Regions from separate parts of the Mus musculus genome. Here regions 1 and 2 are each linked to region 3. Evidence: chromatin loops called from intact Hi-C (ENCODE). Cell type or tissue: left cerebral cortex. All regions are shown on one strand.

Region 1 (8,000 bases), 54 kb before region 3:
TTTTGAACGAAGCCCTTTTTGTTCATTGGGAATAAGAGGCTATAAAAGCAGACTGATTTCTGTTGGCCGGCCCCTCCGCTGTGAACTGCAAGTTAATTGATGTTAAAGTAGCTAAGACAAAAAGCATGGTTGGACACCTGGTTACAGTTTTAGCTAAGCCTCTCAATTGGAATATGTGATGCATACTTGAAGTCAAATAAAAAGCCAAAATACTTGTTTATACAGTTTTAAAGTTGTACAAGCCTATATAGTTTTTTGTCCTCGGGCTCCTGAAATTGATCCAGTGAATAATTTCACAGTAACGGTGAATAGAATCTCTTTCCCATGGGGTTTCCCAAAGCTATCCTTCCTCCACCATCACAGTGTCTCCTTGTGATACACAGTAAGTTCCTGCAGACGGTGATGCAGTCAAAACCGGGCTCAGTCTTATGTTTCCTGATTCTAAACGACTTGACAAACGAACAAAAACACAAACACCCCAGACCTACCAAGTGGTCCGTTCCATTCACTCCATGAAAACGCAGACTCCACTTTGGCAGAGCCAGTAAAACCTGGAGGATCAGGGTTTCCTGGCTGCCAGTCAGTCAGAGAAGTGCCTCACTGTATTGACCGGAGAGTGTGGAAGAGGGAGTGTACCTGGTTTCTTCTGCAAAGTCGGGTGTCATGCAGGAGTCACCCTCCACGGCACTGTGTGGCTTAGATTTATCTAATGCTTTGGTTATGTTTTTCTCAGAAGTATTTCCGAGGAAACGTGAGCACACAGGACTCTCGGTGTGTGCCTCCGAAGCATAGTTCTTCTCATGGGCAAAGGGAGTTTTGGTTGGTGCTTGGTTATATATGTATGTTTTTTCAAATGTTATAAAATCTGAAAATATTTAAGAAATCTACGGCTCGCAATAGAAAAGCTGAGATTTCTGACCATTTCAAGCACAGTAAATGAACAAAGTGTACAGATCTGAAGATATTCTTTTTAGCATCTCGAGCTCATGAGAGCAGAGCTGGGATTTCTATTTCAAACCTATTAAATGAACAAGGCTGAGGTATTAACGTGGTTCGGCTTGCCAGTTAATTTAAAATGTGTTCCTGACTTTCTGCCTACTCCACACTCAGACTTTTGGATCTCACAAACACATATGCTGCTGGATGAATAATTTATGGCTCAGCATATAAATATTTTATGGCTCAATTGTTTGCATAGCCATTTTTACATGTGTTGAAGAGCGTGGTTTCTATGTAAAGTGGAGCTCTCCGGAGGCCAGCCTCTCACCACAGCACTGCTGACCTTCCAGATGTTGAATGCGGAGGAGGCTTTTACATCCGGAGCCTGGTCAGTGACATCGGCAAAGGTAAGCAGAGAATGAGTTATGAACCATCGTTTAGACGGTCATGCTCCTTTCTGACGGGAGAGGCAAATTTCTGTTTTTCATTTTCCCGAGGACTGGCGGAGGGACTGAGCTGCTGCTTTGAGCTCAGATGCTTGTGGGTTTATAGTGTGCACTTCTGAGTCCCAGTGGCTGCCGGGAGGTGCTGGTAATGGAAGAGGGAGCACGGATGGGGCAGAAGATGAACACAGCGAGAGTGGGTGGGAAGCCTACATCTTTCCAAGTAAAAAGCATTTTAACTCAAAGTAGAGGTCAGAAGAACAAAGAGTTATCCTTGTAAAAATTATTTACATTGATACAAATCATTTAAAAACAAAAAACAAAAACTGGAAGCCATAATCTTACAAACCCAGAAAGTGCCTTCTCTGCCTCTGCTGTCCCCTGATCACATGAGTGGACAGGTCACATTATCCTATTTGCAAGGTAGTGGGAATATTTATGTCCCGGGCTTGCTTCAAATGCCAAGAAAGGAAAACAGGTATAAATTTACATCCCTAAATCATCTTTCCTGCTGAAGCAGTGACTTACCTCAGGCTCTGGGCTCTGGTGCTGGGCTGGCACCCTGGGAGGTCAGAAGTTCTGTTGACTGGAAGACTGTGGATTGTGAACGCCACGCGGCTCATCTTGCGTTTTTCCTTTTGGGTACCGTAGAGCTCTCTTCCTGTGCCAGCGTGCTGGAGCTGACCCGCACCAAACAGGGGCCCTTCACACTTGCACAGCACGCCCTCCCCGAAGACAGGTGGACCATCGATGACATCGAACAGTCCCTCGAGCGCTGCACGTCTCTTCTGCCGGAGGAGCTGACATTTAAAAAACTAAAATCTGACAACTCCAGTGACCAGGTTATAAGCTGTGGATATATAACTCTCAGGGACACAAAGAGAGAAGATGACGCAGTTAAGACACTGTGAGGCCGGCCTGGGAGGATCATTTCCTGGTTGGTGTCTGTCCCGACCAGGAATGCCCATACACCTCTTGAGTTCTTTGCAAGATGTCTTAATGTCTCTGAATGATGGATCTGATTGGATTCAGATAAATAAGTTTTCTGAATTTGATCTTCCCTTAGTCTTTTTCCTATGAAAAAGTTAAACAATATTCTAATGACAGAATCCTGAAGTCTGAGCTGCAGGTTCCACTGGTCTCACAGAAGTGTCAAACTTGCTTTGCTTAGACTCGGGGAGGGGGCGTTCGTTGTTTTGAAATTCTCTGAATACATTTGAAGTGTTCAGTGTCGAGCTGTCCTGTGTGTTTGCAGAGCCTATGGCTGCTGGAAGGTGCTGGTGGGCTGTACTCAGCTGTGACTGTGTTTCTTAAATCCCGGGAATCAATACGTTGTCCTAATACATATCTGTAAATGCACAAACTCCTGCTTTGGCCACTGACAGAATGTAAATAGCGTGAGACGTGATTCATTTCAGATCCTGTATTCAGCAGAGCTCAGCTCCTGTAGCCGTGGACTGTGGCAGCTATTTCTGTGGTCAACCACATGGTATCAAAGTACCAAAAATGTGATTTTCTAGAATATAAACTAAAGAATGTATCTTGAATTAAAATGCTCTCCTGCCTGTTCGTTAGCGCCTCTCTGTGACTGCGGAACCCTGGTCCAGTGACATGGTTTCTGTAGTTATGAAGAATATGATCACATTTTCAAACAGCAGATTTTATGAGTGCTTCATTGTTTTGTTATAGTAATATCTATTCTTTTATTGTGTGTTTTGAGTTCTTGAAGACAAGGAAACTGAGGACACTGGAGAGGCGAAGACACACTGCCTGTCCAGCAGGCACGGAGTGTAGATTCTGCACCCACCCACAGCAGGCGGCTCTCGCTACTTCAGCTCCAAGGGACCCAGCACCCACTTGTGGCCTGTGGGCCCCTGTGAACGAACACCCATGCCTCCACACACATACATAAAATAATTACTTTAAGATATCGAGATTTAACGCAGGATGGCCCCACTCATTATGTAGCCAAGACTCCTCCTGTATCTACCTCCCAAGTGTAGAGGTTAGAGGCATAGGCCACTGACTCCTGCAGGAATGTGGAAAGGTATTGTACAGCTGTGGCAATAGTCAAGGCTTCCCTCATTTACTAACGTATATTTTCAAAAAGAAGATTTATTAAACATTCCGTAAAGTACAAGTTTTTATATTTTTCATACCTTTCCTCTTAGAGGTTGTTGCCTCTAAAATATTTTAAATAAGCAGACTGACGGTTTTATTGTGGTTAATGTAATGCAAACCTAATATAAACAGTTGGGTGCTTCAACAGGGCATTCTCAGCAGACTGGCAACGTGTTTTAATAAAAACGTTAATGTTAACTCAGGGCAGGTAACCTGGCTCAGCTGGTGACACCAGGACCAATGACTTGAGCTTTGACCCCTGGGCAACCTTTGTGAGAACCTCTACCCCAGCAAGTTGTCCACAAACACTCTGCAGTGCGCGTACACCGTGCCCATCCCCCACACATAAAAAACCAAAAGAATGAAATGTTTTTAAATTTAAAAACGAATTCTTAGTATGAGACTGAAAAATACAAGTGTTGTATTATGGTAAATTGATGAATTGGAAGTTACACAGCTTTGAGCCTGATGTCACGGTGAAGCTTTAATCCCAGCACTCAGGAGGCGTGGCCATGTGGAGTTCTGTGAGTTCCAGGTCAGCCAGGACTACACAGGACTTCGGAGTGGGACCCTGTATGTTTATATTTTTATATATTCCTATCTAATGTCCTGTAATTCGTGTAACCAAAGGTGATGTTAGATCCTGCTGCCCGTTAGAACGGACTAGGCTGTACATGGTATGTCTTCATCATGAACAGCTCAAGCCTGAATAGACCATACAGCCTAGAGGTTTCTTTTTTCTTTTTTCTTTTACTGGATATTTTATTTATTTACATTTCAAATGTTATCCCCTTCCCCGGTTTCCCCTCCAGAAACCCCCAATCCCACCATCCCTCCCCCTGCTTCTATGAGGGTGTTCCCCCACCCACCCACCCACTCCCATATCCCTGCCCTGGCATTCTGGGGCATCGAGCCTTCACAGGACCAAGGGCCTCTCCTCCCATTGATGCCCTACAAGGCTGTCCTCTGCTACATATGCGGCTGCAGCCATGGGTCAATCTATACTCTTCTCATAGTGAAGAGTAAAATTTATGAAAAAGCAAGCAAGTTCAAGAAATGGCAGTCAGTCTTTTCCTTTTGTTTGGAAATGCTGGAGAAATTATGCAGGTTTTAAAAATGCCCATAATGTTCACCATCTTAATGCACTCATTTTGGATTTTATTTTTATATTGCATTTTCCTCTTTATTTACATAATTCAGGCTCCTCTGCTCTTACTGATTCTTGAGACGATTTTATCTGGGCACATTTAGTCTTCACGAATATATCTGTTATATCTCTGTACTCAGTTCATTTAAACTACTTTCCCGGGGCTACACACATAAGCAGCCTTTTTTTTTTTCTAGGACACATTCTTGTAATGTGGTTATTTTAGGGGAAGCAATAAGAGCTTGTGATCCCCTGGGCTGTAACATATAGTACCACCATTGTTTGGGATTTTATACATTGTTGCTAAAGTTTCCCTGCTTTTGTGTGACCTACCTTCACACCCTGTTCATTTGTCTAAATAAATGTTTCTTTGTATGTAACACGAGTTCTTTGCAGTAAGCTCTTAGCAGAAGTGGTTTTCCTGGCCTGTCTCAGTTTCTTCTCCAGGTCCTGTGATGAAATACCCTGACAAACGGGACCTAAAGGGGAGTGCTTCCTCTGGCTGCAGCTGAGGATCCCAGAGCGGGCGGTCCAGACAGCTGGTCTCATAAATCTGCAGCCGGGAACAGCAAGCAGCCAATGGTACTGCTCGGCAGGTTTTCTCCATCTAACGCGGCCCAGAGCCCCTGCCTAGGGAGTGGCCCTGCACATTGCTAACACAGACATCCCTCTTCAATTAGCCTGTCAGGATCATCCTCCCAGGCGTGCCCAGGGTTATCTCCCAGGGCACTCAAGAGCCAGCTGGGCTGGCAGCACCAACCTGTGTCTTGCTTTGTAAACATATTAGGTTTTGCTGACTCTTAGGTTTCACTACCGTCAGATGTGTAAATATGAGTAATTAAAATTTATTACGATTTTTAAATATTCTTAACTTTCATGGGTAGCTGAAACCAAGACCCAAGGTCTGAACTAGTTCAACATTCATCCTCTTTAAAATTTAATCAGAACATCAGAAAAATATATGTGACTTATATATTTCAGGCATTGAGATACTTGGCATGATTAAAGTCATTTTACTTATGGGCAAAAAAAGTAAGTTAGAATTTTCTTCAGATATCCCAGCACGGAACATACCAAATCACCTCACTGTGATTATTTAACTCTTAGGTTTCTGAGAAATGTTGGTCTCATGTGAATGTTTAAAATAGTCACAGAATTATCTTCTGACCTTAAAATCTACAAGGATTAAAATAATAGGAATTTATTCAAAGCTGTGATTGGTGAACAAGAGACAAATTAACGTTTTCCTGAGCTCGCTGGGTCTTTCGCTCTTCACTACATGAATTAACTCGAGGTTGCTGACTCATGGAGAACCACCCGCCTCAGAAATGCTGGTACAGTTTGTGCCCCTCCGACCAGTCTGAAATCAAACTTAGAACGAACATTTTGAGTTTCCATTAGAGGGTGAGCCGTTCTGTTTCAGAGGAAAAAGGTAATTTAAATTGTATCATGCTCTGGATAATGCAGAAATGTAATTCAAGAGCACTGTCAAGCACAGATGCATTTATTAAGTCAGACAAAGATAACAGCATGCAGTTTGGGCACTGAAATTATAGTAATAGCCTTAAATTTTAAATAGAAGGACCGTCTTAAAATGTTTTGTTCTCAAGGTGCTGTGTGAGCGGCTGTAGCTTGCCCTGGTCAGCTTTTAAATACAGATGTTAAACAGAGATTCCATGGCCCTCAAATCATAATGTCTTCATTTATCATCAAGTAAATTAAGTTCTACAATAAGACATTTTTAGGATGATATTAAAAATGCTGAGGCCAGTCAGAAAGTTGTTAGGAATTGTTTTCGAATTCATTTCTCCATTTCTGTTTCATTTCTTAGAAAACAACCGATTCTTTTTGATTATCATTAATCAGCTCTTTGATTGGCGGCACTTTGTCTTTGAGGGACTCAGTTTACCCACCTTTGATACAAAGGAGGTGGTCTGGCTGGTTTCTAGAACCGTTAGGCTTCCAGCCGTGGGTCACTGTGTTCCCTGGAACTTGGGTTTTACCACATTCATTGGCTCTGAGGATTTTCATCCTCCATTGCTTTGACTAATACACATCTTCTATTATCTGTCCTTCTGTGTGCTCACATGTCGTTTTGGACATAAAGCTCTTTCACAGTCCCCATCTCTATCTCTTTGTGCTGAACCCTAAGTTTCCTCAGAGCTTTTTTCCAAATGCTTCCTTCTGCTACTTCTACTTAGTAACAATTATTTATTTCAGTGACTTTTGTATTCTGCTTTTACTTCCGAAACATCACAGTATACTATATGTATATATATATATACACACACACACATACATATATAATTTAAAATCTATCTCTTCTTGTGTGTGTTGCCTGCCCCTCCTCATGACACAGGATCAAGCCCAGGATCTCATGCATATTTAGTCAAGTGTTCTTCCACTGAGCTATAGTGTAGCCAGTCTTTGCTAGTTTATGAGTTCTTTTTTTTTTCTACCCTTTATTCACCCTCACCCCCCCCACACCTTTACCCCCCCCCCCATTCACTATATAGGAGAGAAAAAATTATAGAGGGTAGAAAGATCCTTGAATCTAATTTCTTTCTGCTTTGAGCATGACTACTAACAAACCACAACCATTCTCCCTGAAGGACCAAAAACCACCAACTCCTCTCTAGACCCGAGCATTTATGTTTCCTTTGAAAAGTTCCCAGAATTCCAAACAGCACACAATCACAGAAAGTATCTGCAGCTGGCAAAGCCATGCCTCTGCTAGAGCATGAGGCAAATCATAGTCAGCTGCTGGGGACAGTCCAGAGCAGCCCCACATCCCCACATCTTGGATACCTTGGATTAAAATGAAAACATATTCTTATAATATTTGAGTTCGAGGCCAGCCTGGTCTACAAAGTGAATTCCAGGACAGCCAGGACTATGCAGAGAAACCCTGTCTCAAAAAAAAAAAAAAAAAAGAACCCAAAGGTGGAGAATTCTCACTATACTGTATCCCAAGTCCAGTGTTGTCTTATTTCACCATCAGAACTTCTATGAATGTGTATTTTAAACTTTTATTAATGATTTAATATGTACACAGGAAATTGTTCATAAGTCTATAGCTTCATATGTTTTCAGAGACTGAACACATAGTGACAAGTGTGTACATCAAGAATCAGAACACGCCTAACCCTGCCTGCCCGAGCCCTGCAGGAGGACTTTGTTTAGGAGCACCTGCCTCCATCCGGCAGGGAGAGTAACTGCTTGTAACATTGTAGCATTGTAACATTGTAGCATTGTATGAGAGTAGCCACTTCTCATTCCTTCATACCAGGCACAAATCTCACCTTGGGGCTCTAACCTTCCTGGCCTCACCTAGGCTTGAATTGGTTCCC
Region 2 (8,000 bases), 67 kb after region 3:
GATTCCCTTTTGCTCTCTTAAAGGTGTGCTTGGAGTCGTCTGAGATCTAATGCCACGTTCTGCAGATCAGGACTCTTTGAGGAGTCTCAGGAGCCCGTGGCGCCTCCATCCCATGTTTTCCTTCCCAAGGGCTTCCACATCCCCAAAGAGTCATTTCCTCACCGTCACCAATACCCCCGTTTTCATCCTAGAACCCAGACTCTGCCTTCTGTGGTAACTGTTTCCTTATATGGAAGCTGTCCTGGGCCCCTTAGACTCATGTACATTGCGTCCCTCATTGATATTTCTAAATGCATAGCCACCTCTGATCGCTAATGAAATCTTTCTTCATTTTCTTTGTCATCGTGAGCTGACACCTCTAAACTCTAAAGCGGAGCAAATGTGCTTCCAATTACAGGAGCAAAACCTTTTCTGCTCCTGCTGGTGAGATTTGCAGAGGGAATAGTTATTGGTGCTATATTTATTTGAGTCAGGGTTTTACTATGTAGGACAGGCTGGTCTTGAACTAGAGATGTCCCATTTCTGCCTTCCCAGTGTTGGGCATACAGACCTGCACTCCCATGCCCAGGTAGATGGATATACTTGATTCACGTTGCTTAAGAGGAGTCATAGTCTGTGCCTTTAAAAAAATAACTAGATTTCATAAAAGACAAATTTCTATGACCACGTCTTGGCAATTTATTATTTGTGGGGAGGAGGTAAGGTAATACGTGTGGATATTTAGAAAGAAAAGTTTAAGAATGCTCATTTTATTTTCAATTAAAAATTATATTAGCCCAGCCTAGTGAATTTAGAATCTTTGGATTTATTTCTCTGGATTTACTTATAACAATATGTTTGAAATGTGTTAAGTAGAAAAATTGGCAGAAGAAGGAGTGGTGTGTGTGTTTGCAAGCACAACAGCAAGAGAGGGGGATGGAAGCAAAGAACGGGCCCAGGGGGAGGCAGAATGTTAGCTTTTGGTTGGGAGGGTGCGATGTTTCAGATTAGCACACACCTCTCACCTCACTCATATTTCTTAGTGAATATTTAAATCTGACTTTTTCTTTATTCCCCAATCTGTCAGAGTCCATCTAAGCTCTCTTAGGTCTTAAAGATGCTGCCTGGCTGGCTTGGTCCTACCATGGTGTTTCCTGCTCTGAGACTGTGTTGCCTGCTACTTTCTTTATTTCCGGCTGCTTTCAGAGGTCTCGTGTGAGTCAATGGTGAACAAGAGCCAGAGCAGAGCCCACCTTTCAGTCAGGCAATTCTGCCTTCTGTCGTCTGAATAGAAGCCTTTGCTTCTAGAGTGACAAAATTCTGTATCAGTGGACTTATTTCCCCCTGTTCTTTAAAAACTATCATTTTGAATGTCCTTTGCAAACATTGGCAAAGAGAACTCTTAGGTTTTTGTCTACCATATTAAAAATTTTAAAAGTACTTTAAATAGAAGTGAACATAATGCCCCAAATATCCAAGGGTCCCTGATATTAGTTAATTATTGAGAGAACAAATGCACGTATGTTTCTTCTTGGATAAGTTGTAATCACTAGTTCTATACAATTTAACTTTACTTTGGTGAAACTGGCTTTTGCCCTTTTCTCTCTTCGGGGGTTTTTAACCCTTTGCCAGAGTGATGGCTGCTGTCACCAGTCCTATGAATTCCTTCGGTGTTGTTTAGCCTGCTAGGATGTGACAACCTGGGAGTTTAAACATTTTTTGATCATAGAAGATACTGAAACATCAGCCAAGATGCTGCACAGGTTTTGTCGCTGTCATTTAAGTTTTCTCTGTTTATATCTGCAGATTATGTGACACGCATGTCTATTGGGAGCTTACTAATTTGTGAGCCCAATACAAAGGTAGACGTTACCTCTATTCAGTTTTGCTTTCTGTACCTGTACTTCATCATAGTTGCTCATAAAACGTCAACAGAAACAGTTCGAAGGAGAAAGAGGATATAGGCGAAGCAGAGATTTGGTGTGATCCTTATGTGAATCCTTTCATATGAATTTAATGTATTCAAGTGTATTCGAAGGGTACTATTGAGAGGAGGCCTTTGGGGCTGCACGTTCAGTGTACGGTGAATGATTACAGTGGTCAGATGGCAACAGATGTGTGTTTTTAATGGGCAAACCCTTCACTCAAATACACGCCCCAGTCGGCGTGTGGCTGAGCTGTGAACTCTCTTGTTAGAGAGACAGACTCCCGTGTACCCTTTGAATTACCTTTATTCACGAGAGGGATTAAGAATTGACCACTTTCCACACGTCTGAAAGTGACACTACCTTAGACGTGAGAAAGATGTAGCTGACTTTAAACTTCAGCTGGTAGGAAGAGAAGAAGAAAGGAAAAGCCAAGGAGATTGTCCACCAACAGAGGATCCTAAAGGGTTTGGATTTCCTTTTCCTTTTTCTTTTTGTCACTGCAGTGAAAAGGAGTGGCCTCTAACAAGATCCTCTTAACTCTGCCCCCCTCTTTCTGAAGAACACCAGAATGTGGAAAAGGTGGGAAAGTATGGGGCAGGCCAAATTTCAGGCTCTACAGGACATGGCTCACACTATTGTGTCCCGGAAATGGATTTTTTTTTTTTTTTTTTTGTACAAGTGAGAATCAGCTGCCTTTCTTCTTTTGGGAAGGAGCCTTTTTTTTTTTTTTTTTTTTCCAGGACTTTTGTTTTCCTCTTAAGTCATTGCTGAGGTATTTGCAAACCAAGCCAGCCAGCACTTATGTTTTATTCACCAAAGGAGAACAAAGCAGCTGCAAACAGAAGTGGGCTGATAAACATTGAAAACGCACACAAGTTAGAGGACTTGATCCGTTTCTGCTACCAACACGCACCTCAGCCTTTCTCATGCTATTCCCTCATCTGCGAAATGGGGTTAATAGAGGATTTTCTCTGTGAATTGGGATGATGGAGATTAAAAGAGATGACGTGGGTACATTATTCCCAAAATAAACTCGGAGTGAATCTTAACAATAATATTATGACTGTGGTTACAACCAAAACTTTTCTGCTCCAGCTGTCAGAAATGTCTGGTGAGTTTCACAATCTTGTTCGTACCGCCTGCTCCTTGGTGGAGCTCCAACAACTCTCGAGGGTGCTTGCCTGCAATTTGTGCACAGCTTCCTCTCAAGGGTTCAGCTAACAGGCCCGTATAGAGAAAAGTAGAAGACATATCTCAGCTTATGCAATTAAATCTTGGAAAGTCATCTCAAGGAAGAAATAGATGCCGCTGAAAACGGGAAAGGGCCCTTTCTGGAAATCACTTCTGCTTTTCTGAAGGAAAAAAAAAAGCCCCGATGTCGCAACATTTTTCAAGAGAGAATAGTGTCCCAGACGAAGGAGGAAACATAGACAAGAGAAAAGAAGATTTGGTGAGGTTCCGAGGCAGCGTCGGGAGGGGTGGCTCTCGGAGCAGTTCTTTGTTGGGCATGAGGAGCCCCGATTGGGCGATAAAGAGCCGCCGCGGCTGAGGTCGCCCCACGGGAGCAGCTTCGCGCCCCATGCAGCCCCTCACCCCACTCCGCCCTGTCCCTGCACCCCATAACGTGGTCAGACCGCGGTGCCTTTAAGACTTTGCTGGCTGCACATGCTCAGCTCTTTGTGTGTAGTTGGGAGTTTTTAAGAAAAAAAAAAAAAAGAAGAAGAAGAAGAAACGTGCAGGAGACTCGGGGAGCGCTGGGGCGGGCGCCTCACTTTTGCAGCCCGCGGAGTACAAGGTTGCCTTCCTGCCGAGGCCCCGAGGTCGGAGTGGGTTTCTCCTCCGTGGGCTCCGCGGCGCGGGCCACACCTGGGGACGCACTCCCAGCGGTGCCCGCCGGCCGGGTGGGCGCGCGGGGGAGTCCCAGGTCCCCGTCAGGGGCCGGGCGAGACCACCGCGCCCGGACCGAGGGGGGGGGAGTGGCCACGAGAGTGCGTACGCACAAGGCTGCGGGGACGTCTCTCCGCAGTTTGGGCTGCGACCGCGGCCACAGCAACTGTGTCTGGAGGACGGAGGGAAGCAGGCTGCTGCGGTATCTCAGGCTAGCAGGAGTACCGCCGGGTACCGACAGCCGCCCTCCCCTCCCCGCGTGCTCCTGTTGGACGCGCCCATCTCGGGGGCTCCCGCGCGGCCCCGCCCTCCCGGGCGAGCCTCGGCATTCGGCGCGGGGCGCGGGCGAGGCGGGGCCGTGCGGGTCCCCTCCCCCTTCCCGCCCGGTCCCCTCCCCCTCGGGTCCCCTCCGGAGCGCGGGGCGCCGCCGGCTCTTCGCTCCGCTCCCGGAGCTACCGTGGCTGCAGGGTTCGGCTCGCCGAGGACAAGGTCAGGGGAGCGGGCGGCGATGCCCGAGTGTGACTGGAGGCAGCCGACCGGAGGCCGCCGCGCCTGGGATCCGCCGCTCCGGACCGGTCAGCGGGACGGGGGTCGGCGCCGTTGAGGAGCCGAGGAACAGCAGCGGCGGCGGCGAGGTCCTCTGCGGCCGGGATCCCCGCTCAGCGGCATCCCCGTGCGCTCCCGCGAGCGCAGCCCCGCCGAGCCGGGACGCCGAGGAAGATGGAGCCGGGGGTCCGGGCCCGCTCGGGTGCCCCGCAGCCGGCCTCCCCGGTGCTGTGGAGGGCTCGGCCGGCGGGCGGTGGGGGCGCCTCCTCCTGGCTGCTGCTGGACGGGAACAGCTGGCTGCTGTGCTATGGCTTCCTCTACCTGGCGCTCTATGCTCAGGTGTCCCAGTCCAAGCCCTGCGAGAGGACTGGCTCCTGCTTCTCCGGTCGCTGTGTCAACTCCACCTGCCTGTGCGACCCGGGCTGGGTTGGGGACCAGTGCCAGCACTGCCAGGGCAGGTTCAAGTAAGTGCTACCGTGGGACCCCAAGCCTCAGCCCTGCCCCGCCAGCGTAGCTCCCCGCCCCGCTCTGGCCTCGGGGTCCCCGGGAGGGGGCCCTACGCTGCGCCCCTCCAGCCTCCGGGTGCCCCGGGGAGCTCCAGCAGGCGCCCAGCCCGGGCTGACTCGGTGCTTTCCGCATGTCCTCAGCGGCTTGTCATCCTCTGCGCAGAAAGAATGTTCTCACTCCAATTCGTGCCAAACTCCGCCAATTAGGACAGTATCTGTTTCCATCAGAAACGGAGGAAATAACTCATGAAAAATCCATGAACATTGTGAGAAGTCAGAGGCGTCAGGGTTTAAAGTTGTGGCCCAGCTCCTTCCCTGTGCTGTTCCTCTAGTCAGAGAGCACGCCTCGGTTTAGTAATCGTCGAGTGTGGTAAATAGGGTTTACAATGGGCAAACTACGATCTGTACCTTGTTATAAGTTTCTAGGTTGGTCCTCTCACCCATTTCCCCATAAGTCTATAACTTACTGGAATTTTACGCCTTCTATCCAGAACCTACAGAGAGAAATCCAGGCAGCAATTTAAGTTAACTCGATCAAGGTTATGCAGAAAATGCTGAGTCGTGATTCCAGTCCAGCCAGCTTCACTCCAGAATATGCATTTAGAGGTGTTGGGTTTATCAGGACAGTCATGGCTTTGTGTGACTTTTGACAGGTGTATGGGGGACAGCAGTTTGGTTTTGCTGAAAAGCAAGGTGCTAAGGAGCCTGCATCTCTGGGGAAGAGACACTTCTCCCTATTGGCTGATGCTTATTAGATTTCTGCCTCTATAAAAAGAAGTGGGGTGGCCGTTGGGAAGGCGGAGAAGTGGGTTTCTCTGAGAAACTGCAGGAAAGCGGTCACCGAGAAAGCTTGTCCTAGATATTTAACATGAAGTTTACGGCTGATTGTGGTTGTGAAATAATACTATGTAGATGGCTAGTATTTGTTGTGGAGATGAAAGCAGAATCTAGGTAAAGTATCTCTGGCTTTGAGCCAAAGGTAAGAATATGGCTGACATTATTAATCTATTTCAGGGTGGTTTCCTTGGCGTTTTAATCACAGCATAGTTTTCTTTACTTTCTTTCCCACATTTTTACTGTTGCTCGCTAGAGCAATACCCCATATTAAGTGTAAAAAAATGTTTGTCTTAAATGACACTTTGAAATTTTAAGTAGATTTTATTCTTTAGTTTTTGGTTTTGGTGGGAAATCTTAGGTGAAATTTCATAAAATTGGTTTGGAGCAGTAAGTATTTCCAGAGTTCAAAGTTTTAGGAGTGAATACATAACTTTTACAGATACCTTTAAAGTAATTTAAAAAGAGAGGTGCCACTGAAAAGTTTAAAAAAGTTTACAATGAGAAAGCAAGATCTGATTTTATGATGCCTCTTGAGTAGCATTAGTTCCCCTGTCGGTGATAGTGTTAGCCAGCCAGCCCTTTTACTTGTTAAGAGGATATCTTGTGGGAGAGAGCAATGGACAAGGAAAAAGCTACACTCACTTGTCCAGGTTTTCTACAGAGTAGGATTGTTTGTAACGTTGTGGCGGTGAGTTAGCTCCATTTATCTGAAGAGGCTATGAAGCACCACCGCCTGAGACCTTCCGTCCAGTCCTGTGTTTTGGAGTAGGGATGCTTGTTAACAGCCAGATAGCTAGATCAGCACTCTGTGACTTCTCTTAGATGCTGTCCCAGTAAGTAAGAGAAAGCACCCAGATCAAGTTAAAAGTAACCAAGTAACACTGAAAGATGTTCATGAACTAGATACATTGTTAACAGGAGGAGAGTAGACATACTTAAATGAGGTTAAGTCCTGAACTTATTGAATAGTCATGCTTGGGAAGCTGCTATTCTGATTCAAGTGTTGCTTAATGTTTCTATGAAATACAAGTTATTAGGGTAAATACACATAGTATAAGTCTCTGTTTTCTCAGGCATACGTTTAGGGGCAAAGAAAGTGTATTTGATGTTAAAGGCTTTGGACATTTAGAAGTACAAAACTATTCTTGGTAAAGTACCTAATGAGCTATGAACAGTTTATTTGAAGACGTGTTTTCATGGCAAAAGAACCGAACTTGACAATTATAGCTCAAGTCTTTGCTAGGCTGAACATAAGAGCAGCCTTACACATAGTAGTGAAAAGTGATTGATTAATCTTAGTAAGCAGGTGTCAAAATTAATGGGTATGTTACCTTAGTCTTCTTCTATTATGGATGTCGTAGCTAGGGAATGAGCATTCTTCAAAGGCCTTTTTGCATCTGAAGATTGACGTAGAAATGCAGGAGCAAACAGTAGTAGAAGGGATGTGCCAGAGCTCCTGGCTTTCATTGTAGTCTTTTGTTTGTTTCCATTTGAAAAGAATAAACCCTTCAAAATTGTAAGACATTTCTGACAAAAGCAAAACAAAATGACCACCCGTTTTCACTAATGACAGACTAAAGGTTTTAGGAGTGAGACTCAGAAAGCACCTGGCCAGTTTGAAATAGAATCAAGACTATGGTAGGCCCTAATTGAAATTATATTTCAGTTGCATTGCATAACGTTAGGCTGGAAAACATTCTGATGTAATCTACGAATAATAGTATAGACGACAAATGATATTTTTGTTAGAAGCTGGTTAAATTATTTTTGTAGAGCAGTTGAAAGTTTTATTGATAAGAATTGGTTTTGTATTGAAATTTAGACTTTTTTTTTTGATACTCATTACCAATCTCTTAAGTCTGAGGTTGGGAAATATGTTACAGTATGTGACTTATTTGTAAATATAGAATTATAAGCATTCGTGTATGGGGTACTTTAAGAATCATTAACTTTATTCTCCACATAAATTTTTAGACCTTCAGGTTAGTCAAATTTGGATTCTAAATAGCACAAATTTATGATGGAATTATATTTTTAGTAACTGCTATAATAGTGAGTATATACTGTGAAATAGTGGAATGTTTTCTATCAACAAAAGAGGCAGGATTAGAATTTTAATTATTTTTTTCTAAGCCACTTTTTTTTTCTTTGAGAAAAGGTCTCTACACACAACTGGTTGTGGAACGCACTATGTACACCAGGCTGGCTTTGAATACAGAGAGATCCTCCTGCCTCTGCCACCAGGCCAGCTGTAAGCTCCTCTTTAAGTGATAAATTTATATCAAATCTTTATTGTTAATGACAGGAAACCTTCGAG
Region 3 (8,000 bases):
TATCTTAGATATTTGTCTTGTTTTCTTTGACTAGATACAAGAGTTCTACATTTTTCAGAGTGGAGGCAAATGCCTTTCCCCCACTAGCACTTAGGAGGCAGAGGCAGACAGACCTCTGAGTTAGAGACCAGCCTGGTTTATACAGCAAGTTCTAGGCCAGCCAGGGATATATAATAAGACCATGTCTCAGAAAAGAAAGTATGAAGTATAAAAGTAAATAATACAGTTTTAAATGAAGTCCTTACTTTATTACTTTATTACTTCACCTTGGTATGTGATAAATAAATATTCCCTAAAATAATCCTGTTGCTTCTATTTTGGAAATTGCTTCCTTAGGAACCGTTTGTATACACTGCACTTTTAACCCCGGTGCAGTTGGCAACAGTTTATTTATTCTAGTTTTTTTAATTTGAGAAGGGGCCCATTTGGGTCAGTTAGAGCTTTGGTTGTGTTTTTCTGGCGTTGAGAAAGGAGAAGATAGGAATTCAATTAGCACCATGGTATTTTCTCCCCTTCCTTTCAGTTCAGGTGCCTCTCTTCACACCCGCCTCTGGTGTTAAGTCACATCAAAAGATGGGGCAACAGTTTTCTTGGTTTTTAATTTTCTACCAAAAAAAGGGAAGGCATCCATTTTGTTCCGCCCTAATTAGTATGAGAGCCACTCTTGCGTGAGCTGCCAGACGCTTGCGAGCCGTGCGCACCAGGCCTTCTTCCACATCAGCGGTGACACAGCTTTGGCAGTGCGAGTCCAAGGTCAAGGTCCTCCACTTCATCCTATATCAAAGCACAAAGGTGCTTATTTAATAGGAACTCAGAAATTATCTTTTTTTTTTTTTTTTAAGCTGGTGAAGAGTCTTCTCATGAAGAGCCGTGGGAAGTACCCGTATATCTAGTGTACTAACCTCACTTTAGGAGGAAACCAAGGTGGGAACCTGTAGAATGTTTATTGTGCTTTTCCCAGGAGGAAACTGAGGCCAACTGTGGTAACTATCTTAACCAGGATGACGAGACTTCATTAGCACGATGGGCCTTTTATGAAGCACTGAAGTCTCAATCCAATAGAAATCTCTCTGATCGAAGGAGCTTCGCTGGTGTGTTGGTTCAGAGATCCCCGGGTCCGGTAAGGACTACATGAGATTTCCCCACTACCAAGAAAGTACATGGTAAAACGCTGTGGGTGGTTCTCTGCACACTGTGCGGTAGGAGAATGGTCCTGAGCTTCAGTGAGCCTTGCGGCAGGAGAGTGGTCCTTGGGAGAAGTTGGAGAGACTCCTGCTCAAAGACTGTCATTCAGTGAGACTTCATTCTGTTAGCTAAGCATCTACTTTGTATGATGAACTATGAAGGTTCAGAATGAAAATGAGATTCCAGAGACAATGCACAACATCACTGTAGGGGAAGAAATTAAAGTGAGTGAGCTTAAGGGCTCCTTTTAGGCCAGCGTCAAAACCTCTCATGACCCCAGACAACGGGACTGATTGGTTCTTCGGGCTGTACGGAAGCAGTATTGGGGAAGTCGGACAGTACGAGGAACTGCTCCAGCTGTGGAATGCCTGGAGGTTTTAGAAGGAGCAGCTCACTTGCAGCCAAGTGTGTTCTGATGAAGAAGGCAACCCCGTGCGGCCATTCCTGAAGATTTCTCAGGAGAAGTCAGAAATCTCATCGCGTTTGTAAAATTGCTTACACTTCCTAAAGGTCTATGCAGGCCAGTGTTCCCAACCCAGTGTGTCCTGTGCAGAGGTCGGAGGGGAGTGGGCCACATCCTTAATGAACACTCTTCTTCATTTTACACCTCCCTGCTTCCTGCCTCCTGCTTCGGGCTTCTATCCAGTGGACTTCAGAGGAAAACCAGGAGGGTCACTTGTTGGTATGTTAGAGCCATTCTTGGAATATATTTCTGCAATGGTAAGCACACCACCATAGGTTTTTTTAAATTTCAACAAGGTAATATTTATGATTGGATTCTTTGTGAGATGAGCACTATCAGGTTTAGTAAATTAAAAAAAAAAAAAAAAAAAAGGTCAGCATGTGATTGGGGATGGCTTACAGGTTCAGAGGTTTACAGTCCCTTATCATCAAGGTGGGAGCAGGGCAGCATCCAGGCAGACACACTGCAGGAGGGGCTGAGAGTTCTACATCTTTATCTGAAGGCTTGCTAGCAGAAATACTAGCTTCCAGGCATCTGGGATAAGTGTCTTAAAGCCCACGCCCACAGTGACACACCTACTCTAACAAGGCTACTTAAACAGGGCCACACCTTCTAATAGTGCCACTCCCTGGCTAAGCATATACAAACCATGGCAGCCCCCAATACAGCGGTGTGGAGAGTTGAGACCTTTAATGGGCGTGTAAGTCACTCAGGTTCTCCAGGGTAGGTTCATTGCCATAGAGGCACCTAAAAAGAATGGTCTTTTGTTTCTGTTCACAGTTGCAGTCCATGTGCCTGGTACGGATAGGGTGTAGAGGTTAAATAAGGAAGCTTTTATCATTTGTGTTGTCGATACTGTGTATCTGAGACCTTACCAGATACATAAGTATCAGAATCAGGAACTCAAGGCAGGAACCGGAGGCAAGAACTGAAACAGAAGCCATGGCACGGGTAAGAGTGCTGCTTACTGATCTGTTTCCTCCTGGCTGCTCAGCCTGCCTTCTTATACCCAAGACCGCCTGCTCAGGAGTGGTACAATTCATATTGGGCTGGGCCCTCCTACATCAACCATTCATCAAGAAAACACACCACAGACCTGACCATAGGCAATCGAATGGAAGCAAACCTTGTCTCCCTAGATGACTCTAGTTTGTGTCAAGTTGAAAAAAACCAAACCAACCCCCAAACAACATCTAGCTGGTACACCCTCTGTATTCAGCTAGACGCTGTATCCTCCGTGAAATAAGTCTCCATTCTTCAAGAGTTACTCAACTCAGGTATCTGGCATAGCAGCACAAAACAGACCAAGTCACTGTGTTATTGAAAAAAGCCGTTATGATATAAATAGGAAGGTAAATGAAGCCAGGGAGAACTGGTGAAGAACACTTGTGTGAAGGGATGGGGGCGGGGTAGGTCTGAGATAAATATAAACATGTATATATATAACAGTCCTCAGGAAAATGTCTAACAACTGACTTTTCTGGAGGAGGTGCCCTGCTATGTTTCATTTGCTTGCTTCTATGCTATAAATATTTTAACTACAACCAGTTTCAAGTTATCAACATGAAGTGGCGCAAAGTAGTGTGGGCACGAAATAGGCACAGGTCTTTGGCAAGGTCAGAAAGATGAATCAGCAAAGTCAATGAAAATTCTGATCGTGAGACTTTCCATTGAGGAAAGACAGAGCGTCAGTGGTCCTCAAGCTAAGGAAATAGAAACAGAGATTTGAGATCCCCAACTACATTTGTGAGGGTGGTCCCAGAGGGAATAGTAAAGAATAGAAGACTGCATTCAGGTCCAGAAACCATAAAAGCAAGTAGGACCTTGGCCTTGAGCTCAGTACATGCTAATACGCTGCCACGTGGTGCTGTGTGACGGTCGACTATTAGGCATCACTTGCTCTGGAGGCACCTCTTACAGGCATGAGGCTATGTGCCCTTCAGAGATGTGTAAGCCCACATTCCTGTCCATTTGGTAAATAAAATGAAGCCTGTGCACTACACACATATGCATAGTGTCATGGGCCTGGTAGAGACAGGGTACACTAGAGATGAAGGACACTCATAATACTTGTGATATAGATTTCATTACCAGAGCCTTTACAAGGAACCTGAGTATTGGGCTCAGGGCTCTGCTTGCATTTGTTTACATGAAGAAACCCAACCAAATGTTTAAGCAACTTATCTACCGTTCCACAGCATTGCACATGGGTCTTTGTAACATTAGAAGACCCCTCCCCAACCACATCGGTACACCGCCCCGTCCAGAAGACACCAGTCTGATGGAGAAGCAGCGTGTAATCAGAGATGTTTAGTTTCTTTTTTTAAAATTGCATTCAGCCTGCATATTCCTAAAGAGTCAATTCATGTTTTTTTTTTTAAACCCTCCGTTGTGCCTGCATGTGACATGTATTTTTAGGTTCTGCTGCTAGCGAGTGTATTTTTGTGTGATTGAGTGGGAGAGTGGGAAGGGTTCGGCAGAGCTGTTTAAACCAGAATGCAGGGGGCACAGCAGAGACTGAGGAAGCTCTGCCATCTGAGGTCTTAGAAGAACCACAGAGACACGCGCGCATTCTCACTTCATTATTCTGTGCGTGCCTGGACGGATGACTAAAGACATTGTTAAGCTTTTTAAATGACCCACTCCCAGCAGCGAACAAATCACTTACCGGTCTAAGCTGACAGGAGTTTCTCAGATTATAAAACCTCAAAGCAGGGGGAAATGTTAAAACAGAGAAGGCAAAAGATGATACCCGAGACAGGGAAAGAGCGAAACGGAGGCTTCCTGTCTGCCAAGGCAGATGGCTGACCACTAGGAGGCCTTCACTGAGGCCGCCAGGGTAATTGGATGCTGGGGCTTTTCTGGCAAGGACTGTGTAGCTTCATCCATGAGATCCAGGCCCATCCCTGCTTAGGTAGGAACACTACATCTTCTGCACTGCTAGAGCGGATGGCTCATCCCAAACGTGAATGTTACCTTTACTTTGTGTTGCTTCTCCGGTAACAAGGACATGAAACGTAATTAAGGACTGAATTTCCTAGCCGACTCTCTCTTGCATGTACAATTATCCGCAGATATAAAATTGCCCGCTTTGATAATTACACCCTCAGAACGAGGGGCAAGTGGCTAATTATGCCCACATGTGGCCGATTGCACTTTCCATTAGCCAATTATGTGCACAGTTATTTGTGCACATAAATAATTGCACTCATGGAAAAATAGCAGCCCTCCTTTCAAACCTTCCTGCTTGGAGAGGATGATGGAGTAATTGCCACAGTGGAAATGTTCTTCGTGGGCACTAAAAGAGAATCAGATACCAGGAAACGGAAATGCGTAAATGACCAGAGCCCGCAAATGGCATTAAGTGCCAAAGAGAGCAAAAAGAACCATGGGATGGCTCGGGGCCAGCACACGTTAGGAAGCAGGCTTCAGGGTGGCTGAGCCGGACAAGCACAGTGACCTCAGGCAGGACATTGACCTTCCTTCGTGTCTTCTCATTCTGCACACATAAGGGGCAAGGCAGATGACAGGTGCTTCACTCCTAGCACTTTCTGGGACTGATCAGACAATTCTGTAGTCTCCTTGGGTCAAAGCGTCACACACAGAGAGACACTGTCACAGCAGCAGGTACACGTCTAATTGTACAGCAAAGGTAGATACCCTCTGTAGCAAAGGAGGGCCTCCAGTTTGGATAAGGTCAGGAAAACCTTTTGGTTTGGCTCTAATGTTCCTAGTTATGACAGTCCAGAAAATGACATGATGCCATTCAAAATTCATTCATTCATTCATTCATTCATTCAACAAAATCAGTCCTGCCTTAGGCTATCCTGGACAACAGGAGAAATTACCACGAGGTCGCTGTTCAAGAGCAGCCTTTCTCTCTGATCTACTCTAATTAGCAAGTTAGGGGACATTTCACCTCATGAAACTGGGTGTGGAATTTTATGGTTTGGTTGCCAGCCACATTTGGTGACAGTGAATTGTATGGGGTCTGGCTATTTTTATCAGCCTCAGAACTGAGTGACAGCCACTGCAGGTGATCAGTGGACCTTAAAGTTCTCACCAAGCTCTGTGACTTCCTCCTCTGGTACACTTTCTCTCCCTCTCCCCCTCCCCCCTCCCCCTCCCCCTCTTCCTTTCCCTCTCTCCCTCTCCCTTTCTCCCTTTCTCCCTCTCCCCCCCCCCACTCCCCACTAGTCAATTCTCTAGTTCTTCTCTTACTGTGTAGAGAAGGGGCTCTATTAGGGGTGGTAAAGCGGAAGTCACAGAGGCAACCATGAAAAGGTAGTCACAAAAGGTAAAGAAGTGTTGGCTACGTGAAGGTCAGGGCCACATAACAGAAAGCTGGCATATAGAAGAGCTTGGTAAAAGGCTGGAGGTATGGCCTCTACAGCCAGACTTTCTTATACCTGAGTCCCTGTTGTACTAGATTGAGCCAGTTAGCATCTCTGCTTTTGCTCAGTTTTCCATTTCAGAAGGGAAATGATACCCACTTCATAAAGTTAGTGTAAGAATCAGATTAGGAGCCGGTCGTGGTGGCGCATGCCTTTAATCCCAGCACTCAGGAGGCAGAGGCAGGCGGATTTCTTAGTTCGAGGCCAGCCTGGTCTACAAAGTGAGTTCCAGGACAGCCAGGGCTACACAGAGAAACCCTGTCTCGAACCCCCCACCCCCCAAAAAAAAGAATCAGATTAGGAAACATAGGAATGGGAGTATTTGGAATACCCGTAGTTTATGCCAATTGTTTCCCTTATTTTTATTTGTGGACTGAAAATATACAAAAACACTTCTAAGAAAAGTGATAGAAATGGTTTTGAAACTTAAGCATGCCTTTAAAAACCAACACAAATAACTGATTAGAGAAAGCAAACAGAGGTTCAGTTCTCAGAGACTCCCAAGTAGTGGGTGGAGTCAGAGCCCAGGCATTGGTCCCCGCCCCCCAGTGGGTGGAGTTAGAGCCCAGGTATGGGCCCCTACCCCCACCCATGTGACCACACCAGGAAGAACAGAATCACACAGGGGTGGTTCTGGCTGTAGCCAGTGTTTGCTTGGGATATTGAACACTAGAGCAGAAGTGTCCAAGGTTTTGGGCAAAGTTTCTTTTTCTGGGATCACCGATCACCTAGGTGGTTATCTTTGGTGATCAGCATGAAGGCCCTGAGTTGCTACAGCAGGTTGGTTCCTGTGCTGCCACGCTCCGGTTTGGATCCACTAGATACAGGCTGCAGCAGCTTCCATCTCTGACTCCTGATTTTCAGGAAACCATACGTACATTTTTAAGTAGTGTTTCGTGATGAACTGAATTTCATTTCTGTGATTCTGTAAATAAGAAAAAAGTCATAACCATTGGCACTGAGGGAACAAGGCATTGAAACGAAATGCCTGGTCTCCTGGATGATTCATAGCAATAAGAAACAGAGCTGGACGTTGGCCACCGTGCAAACATATTGATCGGTGTTGGATGCTCTGCAGCTTCCAACGAGAAATGGTTCTGCCTGCTGTGCTTTGGCGCTCGGGGGAAGAGGCTCAAAACATCATCAGCTCAGCTCTCTTAAACAGCAAATTCTAACACTGGCAAAATTAAAATGGCTCCCAGGCTATAAAGGGTTCCAGCACGCAGAACAATCACACACTTCTGTTCTCAAATGGGTAGACGAGTAGCCTCGTGCATTTCACATCGACTTCCACCATCCGAATCATAAATGATAGTTGAAAAGATAATGCATGCTCTGAATGCTTTCAGCAGGATTTTATCAGCGTAAAAAGAAATAGTGATGATCATTTGTAATGAAAAATTGTTCTACTTTAATAATACAGAAGGAAATTTGCCTTGCCTACATCTGACTAAATTCTGATCTTCGTGAAGATGAATCCTCCTGCCCACTGGCAAACACTACAGGTTTGAGGTAGATGTCTCCCATAGGTCTGTGTTCCCAAGTTGGGGGAGCTGTTTTAGGAAACTAGGGTTCCTGTTGCAGGGCTAAGATAGAAGAAATGAGCCAGTCAGGGTGCCCAAGAGGAAAAGGACTAGGAGAGTGAATCCACTGTATAAGGGAATTATTAGACTGACTTACAGGAAATGGCCAGGGAGCCCAGTAGTGGTGGGCGGTGTCTCACACTGAAGAAGCTAAGGACCCGGAAGCTGTTCAGTCTGTGATGCTGGCTGCCTTAGCAGTTCCAAAATAGTGCTGAAGTCCGAGGGGTGGGGTGGGGGAGGGGTGGGGGAGGGGTGGTAATCCTGGGGAGCCACTGGTCTTCAAACCTTGGTGGAATGCCAAAGAAAGTAGATCCTGGGGTAGCAAAATGTGGTGGTGGTGGCAAAATGTGGTGGTGGTGGCCACATCAACAGCAA

The links. Peaks named below come from ENCODE experiments on the same cell type or tissue, not always from the same donor. Only the 100,000 strongest peaks of a DNase experiment are listed, where the experiment ranks them.
Region 1: a loop joins it to region 3, with 7 times the contacts of the local background. A loop is called at or near these places in 4 of 42 quality-filtered maps.
Region 2: a loop joins it to region 3, with 3 times the contacts of the local background. A loop is called at or near these places in 4 of 42 quality-filtered maps.

The regions. Positions count from the first base shown.
Region 1 is chr19:57,485,976-57,493,975 of GRCm38, forward strand. It overlaps Trub1 (TruB pseudouridine (psi) synthase family member 1), which reads left to right. Exons shown (of 8, transcript NM_028115.3): 7 at 1,290-1,346; 8 at 2,034-5,030. The coding sequence ends at 2,293. Among named protein-coding and RNA genes, the nearest start is that of 6720468P15Rik, 19 kb to the right of the region's middle. In left cerebral cortex, no CTCF peak of the experiment used is centred here; DNase peaks (open chromatin) are centred at 575, 1,220, 1,420, 2,194 and 4 more places; H3K4me3 peaks cover 196 bases; H3K27ac peaks cover 2,807 bases.
Region 2 is chr19:57,606,840-57,614,839 of GRCm38, forward strand. Atrnl1 (attractin like 1) reads left to right here and starts at 4,195. Exons shown (of 29, transcript NM_181415.4): 1 at 4,195-4,804. The coding sequence starts at 4,515. In left cerebral cortex, CTCF peaks have their summits at 3,790, 4,005 and 4,622 (motif pointing left); DNase peaks (open chromatin) are centred at 3,116, 3,650, 3,946, 4,639 and 2 more places; H3K4me3 peaks cover 4,046 bases; H3K27ac peaks cover 2,570 bases.
Region 3 is chr19:57,539,625-57,547,624 of GRCm38, forward strand. No RefSeq gene overlaps it. Among named protein-coding and RNA genes, the nearest start is that of Gm32932, 21 kb to the left of the region's middle. In left cerebral cortex, a CTCF peak has its summit at 4,461; DNase peaks (open chromatin) are centred at 3,080, 3,778, 4,132 and 7,122; H3K4me3 peaks cover 879 bases; H3K27ac peaks cover 3,399 bases.